Linked DNA regions of Homo sapiens: regions 1 and 3 are each linked to region 2. A link is a contact called in ENCODE Hi-C or POLR2A ChIA-PET data. All regions are on one chromosome and are shown on one strand. The core of a region is the stretch at or near the end of the contact, and the rest is flanking DNA. Distances in the headings are between cores, read along the strand shown.

What was found. A loop is a pair of places that touch in the nucleus more often than their neighbours do. ChIA-PET counts read pairs that join two places held with the same protein, here RNA polymerase II (POLR2A). Pooled maps may share reads with other maps.
Region 1: a map with no recorded cell type shows a loop between it and region 2 (3-fold over the local background). The contact joins two enhancer-like sites. A Hi-C loop is called at or near these places in 4 of 37 single-sample maps with no recorded cell type and 4 of 50 pooled maps.
Region 3: a loop to region 2 is called in a map with no recorded cell type, with 3 times the contacts of the local background. The contact joins the promoter of CSNK1G3 here to the enhancer-like site in region 2. A Hi-C loop is called at or near these places in 2 of 37 single-sample maps with no recorded cell type and 2 of 50 pooled maps. POLR2A ChIA-PET finds 5 or more read pairs at or near these places in 1 of 52 experiments (HEK293T).

What each region holds. Positions count from the first base shown.
Region 1 is chr5:123,452,995-123,455,980 of GRCh38, reverse strand. No RefSeq gene overlaps it. Among named protein-coding and RNA genes, the nearest start is that of CEP120, 31 kb to the right of the region's middle. Within about 2 kb of position 1,305, at least 3 of the 41 ENCODE cell types and tissues checked have a DNase peak (open chromatin) inside an H3K27ac peak, as active enhancers do.
Region 2 is chr5:124,452,371-124,455,173 of GRCh38, reverse strand. No RefSeq gene overlaps it. Among named protein-coding and RNA genes, the nearest start is that of LINC01170, 15 kb to the right of the region's middle. Within about 2 kb of position 1,338, at least 5 of the 41 ENCODE cell types and tissues checked have a DNase peak (open chromatin) inside an H3K27ac peak, as active enhancers do.
Region 3 is chr5:123,510,819-123,513,675 of GRCh38, reverse strand. CSNK1G3 (casein kinase 1 gamma 3) reads right to left here and starts at 1,499. Exons shown (of 14, transcript NM_001364140.2): 1 at 1,106-1,499. RefSeq lists enhancers at 178-327, 1,358-1,567, 1,728-1,787 and silencers at 848-917, 1,088-1,177.

The DNA.
Region 1 (2,986 bases), core at 56-2,555, 1.0 Mb after region 2:
TTCACTTCCCTTTCCCTCTCCCCATCCTTCCTCTTTAATTGAAATGCCAATAGGAATTTGACAGTGATGGACACCCTAGTGGCCTCATAATGAAGTTTGCAGATCGGGTGCAATATCTCCACTTCTAGTTGCACAAGACTGAAAAATGGTTATAATTATCCTTCTTTGCATATGTTCAAGCACAGTATGGTATTGCAGGGTGCTGTCTCTTAAAATTGTGAAACTGCAAGTCATGGTGTTTTCAGAAGACTCGGTGAATATTGGTTTATACCTTTTAGTTCCTAACTACTTGAAGCTTCCCTGTGAGCTGTATCAGAGAGGATGGATAACCAAAACAGAAACATTTGAACTCTCTGAATAACTGGGGTAATTCCTTTATGAGCTTTCTTTTTCCTTTTAAAATTTGAAAATAATATATACCATCCTATATCACACACTCTGGTTTTATGTTAAAACAAGCAACCTGATTTTTCAATGCATATTAAATATAAATATTTGCAAAGGAATATTAGTGATAATGATGATGGGGCAGTCGTGATGGTTTTGGAAAGTTTGTATGTGAACAATAGACCTTTCCATTTATATATATATATATATATATATATATCACTTTCTGGTTTCAGGCTGCTACTGCTATTTATAGTCTACCCTTGATGGTAAGCAGATGTCTCTACTCTTAATCTCTTTCCGTAGCCTTTGTTTCAGGCAAGCTGGCTCATTTCTAATTGTTCCACACTGGGCTAATCCATCCCTTTTGCTTACAATATGCTTGAATGGCACATGGTTAGATGCTGCTACAACGCAGATATTAGGGAATCCCTACATAGTGCATTCTGTGAACATTCCCTGCTCATTGGCATTACATAAAAATGCCCATTATTGAAATGCAGAGATAAATAGGGTTCCAGAACCAAGTGACTACTAGTGCTTCAGGACCTTACTATTTTCTATTAAAGTTGATTCAGAGATAAAGCTCACAAAACTGGAAACACCACCAGATGGGACATCAACTGGAGGTTAGATGTACTTCAGGATATATTAGCAACTGTAATCACAAATTGTTCAGCTATATATTCATAGTAGAAAAGATTATTAGTGGATCAGGGATTCCTAATCATCAGAGTGTGTGGCAGATTAATGTGAAGAGAAGGTTTACAGCCAGGCTTCAGATTATTGTGTACAGCCTGCAGCCAACTGTATCTCTACTATGCCTGTAGTAACAGTGGGTATACATACTTGTGCATATAAACATGACTCATCAGAAATGTCCTGCAGAAAAAAAAAAAATAGTTCGCCATTCCTCACTACTTGTAAACCTACATTTTTCCCTTAGAGTTTCATGTAGATTAATTTCCTTTTCTGTCTACCATTCTAACTCTCAAAGAAAAAGCCTTCTAGGAAATATAAATCAGTGGGTTGCCTCAACTGACATAACACTGAATTGAGAACTTTATCAATAGTTGATATTATGGAGACATTTAGTACTTTTGAGGGAAAGTTGTTTAAGGAAGTAGATACCCATGGGACTATCTTACTAGCACTGCATGCATTTCAGGCTTTTACTGTGCTCAATCAGTAATGTGTTAAAATCACAAAAGCATATGGAAAGCTTTACTTTGTTTAGGAAATATGTTTACTGAATACAGTGCAGGCATATACAGTTGCCCAAAAGGGAAAACTAAGAGGAGATTCTGTTTGCTGATTGCTTAAAGGGGGTTTCAGGATTTTATTAGCATCTTTATGTAACCAGGAAAGGGGAATCAGAGTCCTGGACTGAGCCTAAAGTAAGATTTAAGCCCATTCAAACATGTCTGAGGAACTTTTAAGCAGGACTTTCATGAGTCCATTTGCCAGAGAGTTGCTCTTTGAAAAACGGGAGAGGTAGGGAGGTTTTGTGCCTCAGGTATCCCTGTTTCATAGCCAGGGCCCCAAGCGTGAAGTTTAAAGAGAAAGGCGTAGTAGGCATGAAGCATCGAAGCAAATTCCCTAAAGCACTCAAGGGAGTAGAATGTGGCATCAAGAGGCAGGAGGCTAAGTATTCCCTTCCCTTCTGGGTGGAAAAGACCTTGGCTTTGGTACAGTAAGACTCCTGGAAATCCAATGTTGGGAGCATCTAGGGGAGGCACCCTGGTGTGGCTAGACATTAGCCTTGTCACAGGACCAGCAGCAGGGGAGGTAAAACGTACCCTCAGGTAGCTTAGGCAGGATCTGAGTTTTTGTAAGCCCATGAAAACCTTAAATGGGGAATCCAGACATATATTGGTAAGACTTTAAGTGGGGCAGAATTCCTGAAATCACAGGCAGGGGAATGAACCAGTGTTCTCCCCTCAATATTAGCCTATGTGCAATAATGACCACAGACAACATTTCTTCTGAGCATCTTACAAGTCCTAAATCATCGCCTTTCTAAGTTGGATACTATTATTATCTTAAGGGTTTTTTTTTAGATGATAAAACTGAGACGCAGAAAAGTTAAATGACTTACCTAAGGTGACACAGTAATAAATATAGAGCCCAAAATCAGACCCACCCAGACAATCTGACCCCAGACTTCTCTCTTTACCCCTTTACTATACTGCCTTGCAGTATTAAACACACTGGTCTGAGATCAATCAGGTTACCTATGTGACTTTCTATTTTCTTTCAGGAACATCGTCCAACCCTTATAAATCTAAGTAAACATTAGAAACTGTTTATATTATGATAAATTAATTAGCATTGAAAGTTTTCTCTTTTTTTTTTTTCCCAAGACGCAGTCTCGCTCTGTTGCCTAGGCTAGAGTGCAGTGGTACCATCTCGGCTTACTGCAACCTCTACCTTCCGGGTTCAAGCGATTCTCTTGCCTCAGCCTCCCAAGTAGCTGGTAATAAAGGAGCCTGCCACCACGCCTGGCTAATTTTTTGTGTGTTTTTAGTAGAGATGGGGTTTCTCCATGTTGGCCAGGCTGGTTTCAAACTCCTGACCTCAAGTGATCTGCCCGCCTTGG
Region 2 (2,803 bases), core at 89-2,588:
CTTTAAGTTCTAGGGTACATGAGCACAATGTGCAGGTTTGTTACATAGGTATACATGTGCCATATTGTTAACCCCATCTTTCAGGGCAGTAAAAAATAAAATAAAATAAAGATATTTCAAGGTGAAGTCTTACGTGATTGCTCCATAACTGTGGATCTCCTAAAAAGTATTTTTTTATGTGTGCCCCTCAACATTCTCAGTTGCCAGTGTGCCAAAATCGGATGAGTTGTAAAAGGTAAATATAAATTGAAAACAAAAGTGCCTACTGTAATATCTGGCACATAGTATTAAATAAATGTTAGTTGATACTGAACTATAGAGCCTTATACACAAATATCCTTCAAATGGAGAATTTTATATTGTAAAAGTCACATGATTCTCTTTTTATGCTGCCAGCAGTTCTCCATGATGGACATTCTAAATATTGAATATTATTATCTTTATTTTTGAAATGAAAGGGACGGGGAAAAAAATGTAAAAGATTAGCCTAAACGACGGTATGTGGTCACAGACAGAGGAAGCAGTCGAAGACTGATTTGTTTTATTCCATTTCATTTTTATTCAGAAAGGCAGAGGTGAGTTAGTTTTATAGGAAGTTGCAGTATCCAACTGTATTTTGTTTAATTTTTGAAACAATTTTGCTTATGTGGGTTATACTCGCTTTTAAGGTTTATTCCTGTTGAAACATGTAAATCTGGTTAATTAAAAAACTGCTGTGAAGTATTCCATTCTCAAATTCTCAAGTTTCTTGCCTTTTTTTTTAATAGTTAAAAAATTTCATTCCTTACTAAAGCAGGAATGTGTATGACAGTCATACAAGGCAATATTTCTCATGCTGGTCAAGATTTTTGGTTAAAATCTTAGCAAAGTCGTGGCAATCTTAGGAATTTAGATTTTCAGACACTGAGTAGTTGCATAAATTGGACAGTGGTTCTTTGATTTAGTTTTGTACGTGTATTCTAAGTAAGTTATTTATATAAATTACTAAACCTAACTCAGTATTTTTAATCATAATCTTCAGCATGCATCATTATATGTTGTAGAGGAAAAGAGCTTTTAATCTAGTGGAATTCCAAATCATCTGTGTTGCCGTTCCTGAGAGAAATAGATAATGTTTGGGTAATGGTTATCATGCAGTTGGTTTAGATGACTGTTGTGAACTGAGTGTTTGCATCTGCCCAAAATTCATAGGTTGAAACCGAAACCCCCAATGTGACTATATTTGGAGATAGGACCCATGAGATGATAAAGGCTAAATGAAGTTAAAGAGTGGGTTCCTAATCTCACAAGGCTGGTGCCCTTATAAAAAGAGGAAGAGAGATCAGAGCTGTCTCTCTCCATGTGAGGACACAGCAAGAAGGCTCTTGTCTGAAAGCCAAGCAGAGAGCCCTCAGCAGGAAACAAACCATGCTGGCAACCCCAAACCTGGACTTCCCAGGCTCCTTCACTGTGAGAAATCAACCTCTGTGGTCTAAGCCACCCAGTCTGGTATTTTGTTATGGCAGCTCGTGATGACTAATATAATAATCGATGTATTATAACACTTGTGGGGACCTCACAATTTTAAGGAGTGACAAAAACATGAGTCGTCCTGGGTTTTGTTTATACTCTGTGTCTCAGAATCAGTGAAGCAAAGAAGTTGATGCTGGAGTAATCTCTGCTACATCCTCAAAATGGCCCAATGAGGCCAGTGTTGAGAAATAAATTTATCGCTGCACATTATTATCATTACTACCTTAAGGATGAGGAAACTTACTTGCCAAGAGTCACACAGTTAAAGTACAAATTCAGAGGTCTTTCTATACCACACTGCCTTTTAGTTTCAAAATTCTGTCCTGAATCATTTTATTGGTATGACTTGCATCACCCTAAAGAGAGCTCTGATCTCAGGGAAGCTTTGTGCAAAAAAAGGGAACCATAGGAGCTGGATGACATTTAATTGACCCAGAAACTTCTAAAAATTCCAAAGGTGATGTTATGTGGAGTTACATGCCACTTACAGAAACCAGCTTCCAGCAAGTGGCTTACCAAGACTAAGGAGGTAGCAAAAGGTAACTGCTGAAGGTGAGAGAGTGGCTTGGTGCAGTGATTTCAGAATAGAATCTATCAGTCAAGGTCCTGGCAGGAAGAGTACTTTCAGGCTGGGTGTTTGATGAAAATTTCTAGGAGAACATGAACAGGGTTTTCAAAAAGTGACTAAGGCTGGTGTAGCACCCCTAAGGGGCATTAAGAATGCAGGGCCATTATTATCCCAGGCCTGAAGAGGACAGTGCGGGTGAGCAATTATAGGAGCCCAGAGAGAGAATTGTGTGGAAAGAGCTCCTGACAGGAGCTTTGACCTTCTGTGGAGAGTCACAGCCTGTCCACAGCGACCCTCATTCTCTTCCTACCCTCTGCACTCTGCAAACCAGGGGAAGTGGGGCAGTGGCTCAACACAAGCAGAAGCCAAAGGACAAGGGAGTGCTGATAGCTATATAAACCTCCTCCTGTGCGTGCACATGCATGTACACACACACACACGCACGCGCGAGAGTATAGAGAGAGGATCTGCCTGGACAGGCAGTTCAAATGTATCAGACTCCTTCATTGTGGCCCCTCAGTACTCTATGATCTGGCCTATCCCTGCCTTCCTGCTCACCACACACCACTCACTCTGCTCAGCCACACTGACCCTGGGCCATGGGTCATTTGTGCGATTCTCTGTGAGACATTGTTCTTCCTCAGCTCAAGCACGTCTTTTTCAGAGACCCCTTTCCCCCACCAGAGTTTCTGCTCTCCCTTAAGTTCTCCATTTTTACCCACA
Region 3 (2,857 bases), core at 250-2,749, 940 kb after region 2:
AGTTTGCCATCTCTCATATCTGTGGCCAAATGTCATTTGAATCGGACTAAGTAATTGCAAAAAGTAAAATAATGACTTATTTTCTTAATTCATTAAAAATAAGTACATTTTTAATTCTCTAATTTAAAGTAAATATTTTAATAGAAGATTTAAAAGGAGCCACTGACCAGCCTGGGTGCTTACTACAAAAGAGTTGAAAGTAATTCACACAGTGTATCAACAGTAGCTGTCTCCCACACACACAGGCACACTCACTCTCTCCCCCATCTGAACTTTTCCTCCCTAAAACATGAGGTGGGAGAAGGGGAATGACCATGACACAGGCCTCACTACCCCCACCCCACGAGTAGACACACATCTCCCTCCTCATCCTGCTGAAAAGAAATGTGGAGGCTGTGGACCAAGAGACCCGATGCTTCTCAGTGTCACTTCCCCTGCATGTGGGATAAACAAACAAACCGGCACCATGAGAGTAACCATCAGAGTGATTTTGCTAACCTTTGACTAATGTCTTGGTTAAGTTTTGAGCTGAGTCAAAGCTCTAAGAAACAGGTAAATCCCTGTGTCCCCCCACCCAACCCCTTAAACACTCCAACGGGAAGTTTATCCCTGAGCTGAACGCTGGCCCCCGTCGCCTCCTCCCAGCCTATCCATGCCTCCTTCCTGCCTGAAGCCCCTACTCCAAAGGTAATTGTCTGGACACAGTCAAGGAGCACCGTGGGCGACACTCCCCACCTCCCAATCTCTCCTAAGGAAGCCCCCGCCGGCCCAGTTGGCCCACCTCCCTCGCCGCCCCAGTCGCGCCGCACCACTCCGGCAACTTTTGCACCCAGCCCGACCCGCCACCCGCGGCCCCCGCTGCCCCCTAGCCCTCCGCGCCCTCAGCCTCCGACCGCGGCCCCCTCCTGCCCACGCCTCCGGGCCACCCGCCATGGTCCTCGCCCACCCCTCCCCCGACACCCGCGCCTGCGGCGCCGCCCCCGCCGCACCCCACCCCACCCGCCCGGGACCCCAGCCCCACCCGGGAGGGAGGGCGCCGCGGCCGCGCCGAGGCAGCCGCCGGGCCGGGGCTGGCAGCGGAGCACCTACGCGCAGGGGGCTTTACCTCAAAGGCGCGGCCGCGAGCAGAGGGGTCGGTCCCGGGCGCGGGCGGCGCCCCCAGTCCGTCAGCGCCGGCGGGGGCAGCGGCGGCGGCACATCACACCCGCCGGCGGCCGGAGGAGGAAAGCGAGCCACGCAGGGAGCGAGCGAGCGAGCGAGCGAGGTAGGGGGGAAGGAGCGAGAGAGAGAGGTAACGCAGCGCTGCTCGGATTCGGTCCCTGCACTGCCGCTGGTGCCTCCTACCGCCGCCGCTGGCCGGAGAGTCGCCGCCCGAGCCTCTGCTGTCGCCACCGATGCAGCCCGGAATGAATGCACAGCAGCGCCTCGCTTATCCGGAGGTCAAACATCCTTCTGCCTCGGGCATCCGGATCGACGCCGGACCCGGAAGTGAACACATGGAAAAAAAATTAAAAAGGAAAGCGTCTGTTTAGCGGCGGCGGCCCCCAAGCTGCCCGCATCAGCGAAAACAGCCGAGTAGAGCCGAAGATTGCACCAACCTTCTTGGATTGGTCGGATCGCCGACCGGAAAGGAGACGGCGCGGTCATTGGCTGGCAAGGTGTATAAAGCCTAAGCCGCGCCCTATCCCCGTCTTTCTAGAGCCGTGCGTGAGGGAAAGTGGGGAGAGGCTGTGGATACGAGTGTTTCTCTGGATGAAGCAGTGGGCGGAGAAGCATAGCAAAGTCTACGCAGAGAACTGGAAGAGAACACCACCATGCTTTAGGAGAGCTACTAAGAACTGAGTGAGCAAAGAGCCTTAAGGGTACCATTGTGCCAAGTCAGGGTGCTGAGGCTTTCCCTGTTGTGCTCAGCCCGCCAGGTTCCAAAAAAATCTTAGGGCCCGGCCTAGGAGTATGACATCACTGGGTTGACATTTTTCCCCGCTTGTTTGTAACCCCAGTGCCATATCAGGGCTCCAACTGCTTAGAAATGTGAATTATGGCTCACATTTGCGTCTCATTTGCTGTTTGTAAGCTGAGGTAATCCTCTGAACTATATAGTGTGGCATTACCTGTTTTTCAAATTCACCTCCCAAAGTTCTGAGAAGCCAAACATCACCCAAGTTATCAAGTTGCAGCGCACAAACTGAAATCGGTGTTTCTGACTCACACTTAAGTCCACTCTGCCTACATAGAAAGACTGCATTCCTTTCATTTTCCCTCTTGCAGTTGCTTCCCTGGGATGGAGATAAGTCATTTTGGTAGACTTCTATGGAAATTGATCCACCATGAAGGCATGGAAACTATAATTTTTTAAAATTGTGATTCTTATGTCTCAAGTCCTTTCAAAAGTTAGGCATTAAGGTGTGCAGGAAGAAGAATCAGCCTGGTGCCATGTTTTTTAAATGTTCATTTTATCAAACCCGTTTATATTCTTAATATACTTACTGTATCAAGAAACTTGAGTCTTGTGTATCTCTATCTCTCCTGTCTACCTCTCAAAACGAAAAGACTAATGAAACAAATGCACTCCTTCATTTTCCTCCCTGCTTTGCTAGATTAACGGTATAGCTAATGTGTTACCTTTGGAAGGGTAGTTAGTATAGAAATCTGTTTTTGATTTTGGTTTGTAATACAACAGTGCCTTTTTTTTAAACCTCTCTTCTCACTTCTTCCCCAAACTGGAAGTTAAGAAGTGACTAGCATCACCAGCCTTAGAAGGGTAGTGATAAGAGCTTTGCTCCATGCTTACCACACCATCATTCTGTAGGAGACTCAAAAGCAGCTAAGATGTATGCATGCTCAGAATTGTGAATGA